Linked DNA regions of Homo sapiens: region 1 is linked to region 2. A link is an interaction called in ENCODE POLR2A ChIA-PET data of the cell type or tissue named here. Cell type or tissue: PC-3. All regions are shown on one strand.

Evidence for each region. ChIA-PET counts read pairs that join two places held together with the same protein. Peaks named below come from ENCODE experiments on the same cell type or tissue, not always from the same donor. Only the 100,000 strongest peaks of a DNase experiment are listed, where the experiment ranks them.
Region 1: POLR2A ChIA-PET joins it to region 2 with 9 read pairs; 2 of 35 experiments call an interaction of 5 or more read pairs at or near these places.

What each region holds. Positions count from the first base shown.
Region 1 is chr4:113,444,307-113,448,306 of GRCh38, forward strand. No RefSeq gene overlaps it. Among named protein-coding and RNA genes, the nearest start is that of MIR8082, 290 kb to the left of the region's middle. In PC-3, no CTCF peak of the experiment used is centred here; DNase peaks (open chromatin) are centred at 1,135 and 1,885; H3K4me3 peaks cover 921 bases; H3K27ac peaks cover 3,232 bases.
Region 2 is chr4:113,344,519-113,348,518 of GRCh38, forward strand. It overlaps ANK2 (ankyrin 2), which reads left to right. Exons shown (of 46, transcript NM_001148.6): 35 at 1,382-1,504; 36 at 3,758-3,790. Among named protein-coding and RNA genes, the nearest start is that of MIR8082, 190 kb to the left of the region's middle. In PC-3, no CTCF peak of the experiment used is centred here; no DNase peak of the experiment used is centred here.

The sequences.
Region 1 (4,000 bases), 100 kb after region 2:
GAAACAACAACAAAACTAAAACAACAGCCTCAATAGCAAGGCCCATGTATAGGAAGATCTGGGAAGAATGTAATCAGGTATAAAGAACAAGTTGAGGACAGCATCTCAGAACTAAAGCTATGAATAGCAATATTGTTCTGGAATCTCTCTCCTGTGTGGTGCCTTGCACTTGTTGCCAGAGCCAAGCATGCTGGCTTAAAAAAGCTGCAGATGACTGGACAGTACAAAGGACCCTGGACATGAAATGAAGAAACCTGGATTTGTGATAAAATTTCGCCACTAAGTTAGCTTAGGTATGTAATTTTATCTTTCTGGTAATTTCTGCACTATAAATCATAACTGTTTTTGTAAGTTAAAATGGAATGGATGACTCAGTATTTTTGCCTCTGGCAATTTCCCTAAGGAAATAAGTGTCTGTGCAAAAAATTGGCTACAAGAATTACTTAATTGGCTTATTGTTGGTAGCATAAAATAAGAAAATGTACATGTTCAACAATAGGTGATTAAATAAATTGTGTATCATTTAGATAAACAGATTCCAGTGAAGCCACTAGCCATAACAGAAGCATATTTTCTGAAATAAAATTTATTGTTTATTATATGTTGGTAAGTGAAAAAGCAAGTTACAAAAAGGAATGTATAGTATGATCTTGTATTTTTTGTGTTTATGTAATTGGGAGAACAGGATACCCCCTTTTCTGTATGCAGATGAAGAATGATATGAACAAAAGATACTCAGCATTTCAAAATCTCTCTTATAAAATCATCATTAAAAGTATATAGTGCTCCATAGTTTTTCTGGTAAGCTTGAAGGGAAAGTAGAAAAGAAACCAAATACACTAAAAATGAGAGAGGACATTCATGATCATGGGACAGCCAGCAAAGTTTTTTTGTGGATGAGAAACACAATGATGGGATTAACCCAAAAGAGAAATATACTTGAAGTTTCATGTTGCTGAGACCTGGAGCTTCGAAACTCTCACCCCCTTTTTCCCTCACTTCCTTTTCACACTTTCCTGCCAAGTGGCATTATAGCATCAGCGAACGGATCACATTGAGCGAGGCCCAAGATGCTTCTCCAGCCTCGATGTCTCAACCCTGAGAATGGCTCTTGGGGAATGAGTAATAAATCAGATGGTGAAATCTCCCATGGCTAAGTGTGACTTGTTCCAAAAGTAGAGCATGTTTACTTGGATAAGTTTCAAGAAGGAGTTTTGTTGGCTAAAAAGCATGAATCTCTCAGAAGGCAGTGGAGCCAAGTTAGAAACTAGATATGATCCCAAAGTGAAATCTTCCGGGAAAGGGGCTCTCTCCTTCTGGGAACATTGTCTTTATCACAGTGCCTGTAACATAGTGGCTCCTTAATCAATGTTTCCTTTAGTTCTTATCTTCTGCCTGCAAGGAAGTTTTGTTTAATTTTGTTTTTCATCTCTACTTGCTAGCCAAATGACTCTTCGCCATTCTAAAGTGTCTCTTTTTCCATATCTCCTCATATGTACCTACATATACACGTGTGTATACATTGAGTTTTCCATCTTTTAGTAAAATGGGCCGAGTAATTTTCTTATGAACTGAAAGAGGGAAATGCAGGAATGTAAACTTGATTGTCATTTTTTAAATTAGTCCTCTTAGCCCTATGCCTTAGAGGGAGTTCTTTTCTCATGGTGTGAACAACAAAGCATCTACTTCTTTTGCTTGGGGGCAAAAGGGTACTCATGACAAGATTAAAAGAGCAAATAGGAGAGGAAGGGAAATTCTGAAAATTAATGCTTTTATAAGGCTGTGGTGACTAACCAACTCCATCTTCAGTAGAATGTCTCTGAGTCACCTATGATGAGCAATGATATTGACAAAAAGAAGCATTGTACACGTAACACCACCTAATCACAAATTACTTAGCTAAATCCTTCTTCCCACACAACAGCAATTGTTTCTTCAGACCCTGGAGGAACAGGTGCTGTGGGTGAACTAGCTGCTTGTTCTTTTGTTCACTTTGCCAGGCAGAATCAAGTGGGTGGATTGTGAATAAGATCATTGATGTTTACTTGGTTGCTAGTCGCCCCACGCGCTCACTTTCCTATTTTGCTTATTTAAAGTAATAAAACAGAAAAGCAGAACTGAAGAAAATTGATCACTAAATGCGGTTTCAGGTGCTAAGCAGTCTTTTCATTGTTTTTAAAAAAATTTTCATTGAAGTTAGGGCAGGGAGAAGATAATATCATCTAAAGGTGATACAGAGCACTTCTGGCTTAACGTACCCTTCTCCCAACTGGAATTCCTACAAGAACTTTAAACTGAGTGAGACGTTTAGTTTCCTAGTCCCAAATCATTATGTGATGAAAAACTATCCAGCACTGGCTGGGCACATCAGGAAGCTACAGCAAGAGTGAATGCAACAGCGGATGAAGTTTAGAGTTTGAAGAAAATAACAATTTCTTTCTTCATATTTTATTTTTTCACAACTCTCATTATATCCATAGAATAACAACCTTAAAGGGGACAATACAAACATAATTTATTCTGACTTTTCTTGATTCCAATGAGTTCCCAAACTCTTTCTTGAAAAAAGCAACGCAATCCAGTCTCTCTCTGTGTCCACCCTCCCCTGAACACCCATGGTCTAAAAAACAGTAGCTCATACTTAGCTGAGGGTTAGGTTCTTATCAGTCTAAGCCCAATAGTGTGTGGCCTGTGATCCAGTTCTGGGCCAATTGGGCTGCTAGGAAATGTTTCCTTGCTGAGGATGGGTTGGGGAGGTGTGGAGAAGACTTGAGCAAGCGTTCCTCTTCCAGTGGGTGTTGTCCTGTCTGGATGTGACATGAGGAACCAAGTCATGCATTTTGGGAACTCAAGGTCGCTTAACCTGGAGTATAGAGTTTCCTCTCTTGCAAGGGCAGAGCTAAAAAATGGAAAGAACCTGGGTCCTTTTTTTATGTTGTTGAAGTTACTGAAATAAACAGCCAGAGCTGACTCATCTCTCTCTTGTTGAAGTAATGTATTTTCCTTATTATTTAAGGTGTTTGGAATCTAGTTTCTGTTCCTTATGGCTTAAGAAATTCTAAATGTGTGCAATGATGGCTAAAAGTTATTTAGCTACAGTAGAGTTGTTCTTTTCTTTTTCAGTTGATTACGATGTAAGCAATATACAGCTCTTGGAATTACTCTGAGGCAAGTCATATATGTGCTGGGAGCCTCAGGTTTTTCAACTGTAAAGCTAGAGAGCAATTCATTTATTTATTCAGCCACAAATATTTATTAAGCACCTACTATGTTCCAGATACTTCTAGGAGTTGGGAATACATCAGTGAACAAAAGTGATAAAAATCCCTGCTCTCGCTGTGTGTGTAATTTAGGAGAGGAGACAACTGATAAATAACATGAATAAAATGAGGAAAGCAGTATGTTAAATAGTAAGTGCCAAGCAGAAGAAAATCAGGGAAGAAAGATATAAAGTGCCGGTGGGGGAGGGAGTTTGAAATCTTAGGATTATCAGTGAAGGCTTGACTAAGAAAGTGACTTTATTTTGTAACGAAATAAGAAAGTGAAAGAGCCAGCCTCTTGCCTCTTGCCTTTCTGAGGAAGAGTATTTCTAGCACAGTAAACAGCAAGTGTAAAGGTCACGAGACGGGAGCATCGCTGGCACATTCACAGAAGAGGAAGGGGAGAAAGTCATGGGGAGAAGAGCATCAGGCAGAACTCACTTTGTCTCTTTGAGTGAAAGCAGAAACTATCAGATGATTTTTAGCAGAGAAGTGACATGCTTTGACATATTTTAACAAGTTTATTCTGGCTGCTGCATTGAGAATAGACAAAGAGCAGAAGCCAAGAAACTGTTAGGAGGATATTTCAGTAATATAGATAACAGGATGATGATTTGATTCAAGAGAGGTAGCAGACAGTATTGTGAGAAGTGGTCACATTCTGATTATGTTTTGAAGGAATTTCAAATAGAAAGAGAGGAATTAAGAATGATACCAAGATTTCTGGTCTGATCAGTGGA
Region 2 (4,000 bases):
ATGATTCAGCAATTTACTTCTCGATGTACACCCACAAGAATTTAAAGTAGAGACTCAATTACTTGCACACCAATGTTCTTAGCAGCATTAGCCATGGTAGCCAAAATGGAAACAACCCAAAAGTCCAAAGGTCCACAAACAAAATGCGGTATACACATGCAATGGAATACTATTCAGCCTTTAAAAGGAAGGAAATTCTAGTTTATGCTGCAATATGGTAAATGAAATAAGCTAGACACAAAAGGACAAATATTGTATGGTTTCACTTATATGAGGTACCTAGGGTAGTCAAATTCATAAAGAGAGAAAGCATTTGTTTTTATTTATTTTTTTGACCTCTCCTCGAAGTGAAATAAAGATAGAAAGTAGAAGAGTGGTTGCTAGGGACAGGAGAAGTGAAGAATGGGGAATTATTGTTTAATAGATACAGAATTTCAGTTAGGAAGATTAACAAGTTCTAAAGATGGAAGGTAGTGATGATTATACAACAATGTGAATGTACTTAATGCCACCAAACTAGACACCTTTTTAGGTTTAATCATTTTTATGATTAAAATGATACGTTTTATGTTACATATATTTATCACAATTTTTTAAAAAAGGAATGAAATTCTGACACATGATGCAATATGAATGAACTTGGAAAACATTACGCTGAGTAAAATAAGCCAGACACAAATACTATATGGTTCCTCCATTTCTACATGTTCCTAGAATAGGCAAACGTATAGAGACAGAAAGTAGAATAGAGGTTATTAGGGGCTGGGCAAGAGGGCAATGGGGAGCTATTGTTCAATGGGGACAGTTTCGGCATAGGATGAAAAACATTCTGGATAGAAGTAATGATTATACAACTTTGTGAATGTGCTTAATGCCACTGAATTTTCTACCTCAAAATAGTAAAAATGGTAAACTGTATGTTATGTATATTTTACCATAATTATTTTAAAAGCTGAGTAAGTTCTGAAGATCTAATATACAGCATTAAACTATAGTTAATTGTATGTAATGTATTATATACTTGAAATTTGCTAAGAGATCTCAAGTGTTCTCACCACAAAAAAGGGGGATGAGGTGATTGATATGTTAATTAATTTGATACGCTAATCATTTCACAATGTATACATATATCAAATCATCACATTGTACACCTTAAATATATGCAATTTTTGTCTACCATACTTAAATAAGACTAAAAAAGAAAGCTGAATGATTTTTAAAAAGGCTTTCCAAATGGTAATAGGAAAAGAGAAAGGAAATCCTTTGAGTTCTTACCTAGCAGTAACAAATGAATTTTACTTTTCCCTTTCAAGCATCATCTAGTTAAAGTAAATACTGCAAATCAAATGTGGGTGAAGCATGTATGTCTTTCTTGTTCAAGGTACGCGATACGACTCAGGAACCTTGCGGACGACTATCATTTATGAAGGAGCCAAAATCCACGAGAGGCCTGGTGCATCAAGCTATTTGCAACTTAAACATCACTTTGCCGATTTATACAAAGGTATCGTAAAATCTGCTATAGTGCAATTCAGGTAGAGTAGGAATTGATTTTTAAATCTTGTTTTAGGTCAGTGCAAAAGTAATGGCAAAAACAGCAATTGCTTTTGCACTGACCTAATAAAATGAATACCAACAAAGACTGATTGAAAGCATGTGTAATAATCACGTTTGATTCTCTGTCAGATTTACGATTTCCACTTAAGAAAAAACGTAGTGCCACCTGATTTCATGTTAAATGCACTTTGATGCAAAAATTCTATTAATACACATTGGGCATGGAAGTAAGAAAATTTGGCTTCAGATTTAACTTTTTGAAGAAATTTTTAAAACTAATTGGCTTTTCTTCATTATTGTTTTCATGTGCTTTCCTGCGACCATACTCGTGCATTTGGCCCTATGAAAATATTAGAGTTCATCACCTTCTGTTTACTACCAATTCACAGGTGGCTTACATATTATTAAATTCAGAACTGCCCCGTGATATTTTATTTTTTCTAAGTAATTAACTATTAATCTTCGAACTTATCATATTTTAGGAGCATATAAACTGGTGTGATGGTGCACACCTGTAGTCCCAGCTACTCTGGAGGCTGGGGTGAGAGGATCACTTGAGCCCAGGACTTCAAGGGCAGCTTAGGCAACATAACTTGTGTAAATTGTTGGTTAAAATAAAAAATAGTTGAAATAGTTGATTAGTAAAAAACATATCGCCATGTTTTGAGTAGATTTAAAACATTGTTGAAAAGGAGAAATACATTAATTTCTGACCCCAAGTCTACCTACAGGAATTACTTTCTTTTGAAATCTCTCCCCCTCACGTAATTCCTCGAATACTCTGATGAAATCAAAGAAGACAACTAAATCAATTAAATGTTGTGGATAATTTATGTTTCATTCTTTTAAATTTTTTTAACCAATATTTCTTTTGAATAGGAAGCTCTCACATGGCAATCTATAGGTGGATGCAGAAGTTGTCAGTGTCTATATAACAGGTTGGGAAGGGTGATGAGTGGTGACTGCTGAGACCTGGAGGGGAAGTAGGAATATATTTAAAATCCTAAATCTTGACATCACAAAACAAAAAAGTCCTATACTTCTTTTTCCCCACCACAGTTGTTAAATTTTATATTTGCTTAATGAATTATTCTTGTAAATAGAGATCAGCCATCTAGAGAAAAGCTCATAGCATTAGGTTTGACATTGTAAATTTTTATTAAATGAATAAAATAAAATATTATTTGTATATTTAAATATACATGTTATTCCAAGAATTAAAATATAGAAATGGGTATATCAACCCAAATGAGCATAATTTCATTGTATTTTGATGGTGCAGAATGTATTTTGGGGTTTGTATTGCTGATTAGTAGTGAGTCAGTGGAGGCAGTATGCCAATAAGAACGACAAAGAAATATGTACTGCTGCGGGCAAGCCACCTGAGTGTTAAAGAAAGATGACTGAGCTTTGGCTGATTTCAGTGAGCTTTCAGTGTGCTCTAAGAGAAAGCATTAACTTCATTATTACATTTTATTTCTAAGTCAAGACATATCAGACACAGCTATTAATGCTGTGATAGTCCAGTACAATTTTCTAATTTGTAACTCAAAAAGAAAAAAATCCCAGACATTGTACATTGAAAATATACCTTAGTATTTAGTAGCTCTTGGCTGGGCACCATGGCCCACACCTGTAATCCCAGCACTTTGGGAGACCAAGGCAGGAGGATTGCTTGAGTCTAGTAGTTCAAGACCAGCCTGAGCAACATAGCAAGACCTTGTCTCTATTAAAAAAAAAAAAAAAGAAAGAATTTAGTAGCTCTTTGTTAGAATAATGCTTCTAAATATTGCCTGTGTATTGAAAATTTTCCACCATATGCTTATTTGTAGCTTTTAGTATTTTCAACCAATATCTGTAATGATTGGGATATTATCATCACTATTTCTAAAGACAAATGCCATCCAGTTCATTTAAGGTCAAACTTTGAGACTGCCGTGGTGACCTAGTATCTGGAATTAGTATATTTATAATGTTGGTTCTTTTGTCTCTTGAATCTATAAACTTTGTACTTAAGCCAATCTTCTTTTCTGCCTGTCTTCTATAAACTGTTAGTAATAAAAAAAGAGTATGTTGACTGTATGCTTGCCTGTTGATGCTTGTTGAAAGGGTATTTATTTACTCTTTCCTTTTCTTCTAAATACTCTCTACTCTTCCTTCTCTCTTTTTTCCATCTTGCATGGCATCTTGGGGCGGAAAGGAATCAGAGTCAGATCAAGAACAGGAGGAAGAGGTAATTTTATGACAGTGTCACTTGTTATCGGCTGTGTCATTGCTGTAACCACTAATAAGAGCACATAGTTAACCTGTGTTCTTAGACGGGGTAGGCGGTTCTTCTTAGTAATTAAAGGGGCACAATTTTACTTAACCTCTCTAAGCCTCTGTTTTCTCATCTTGTGGAGCAACTTAAGGGAATAGTAAAGTTTCCCTGTAAATTGTTGCC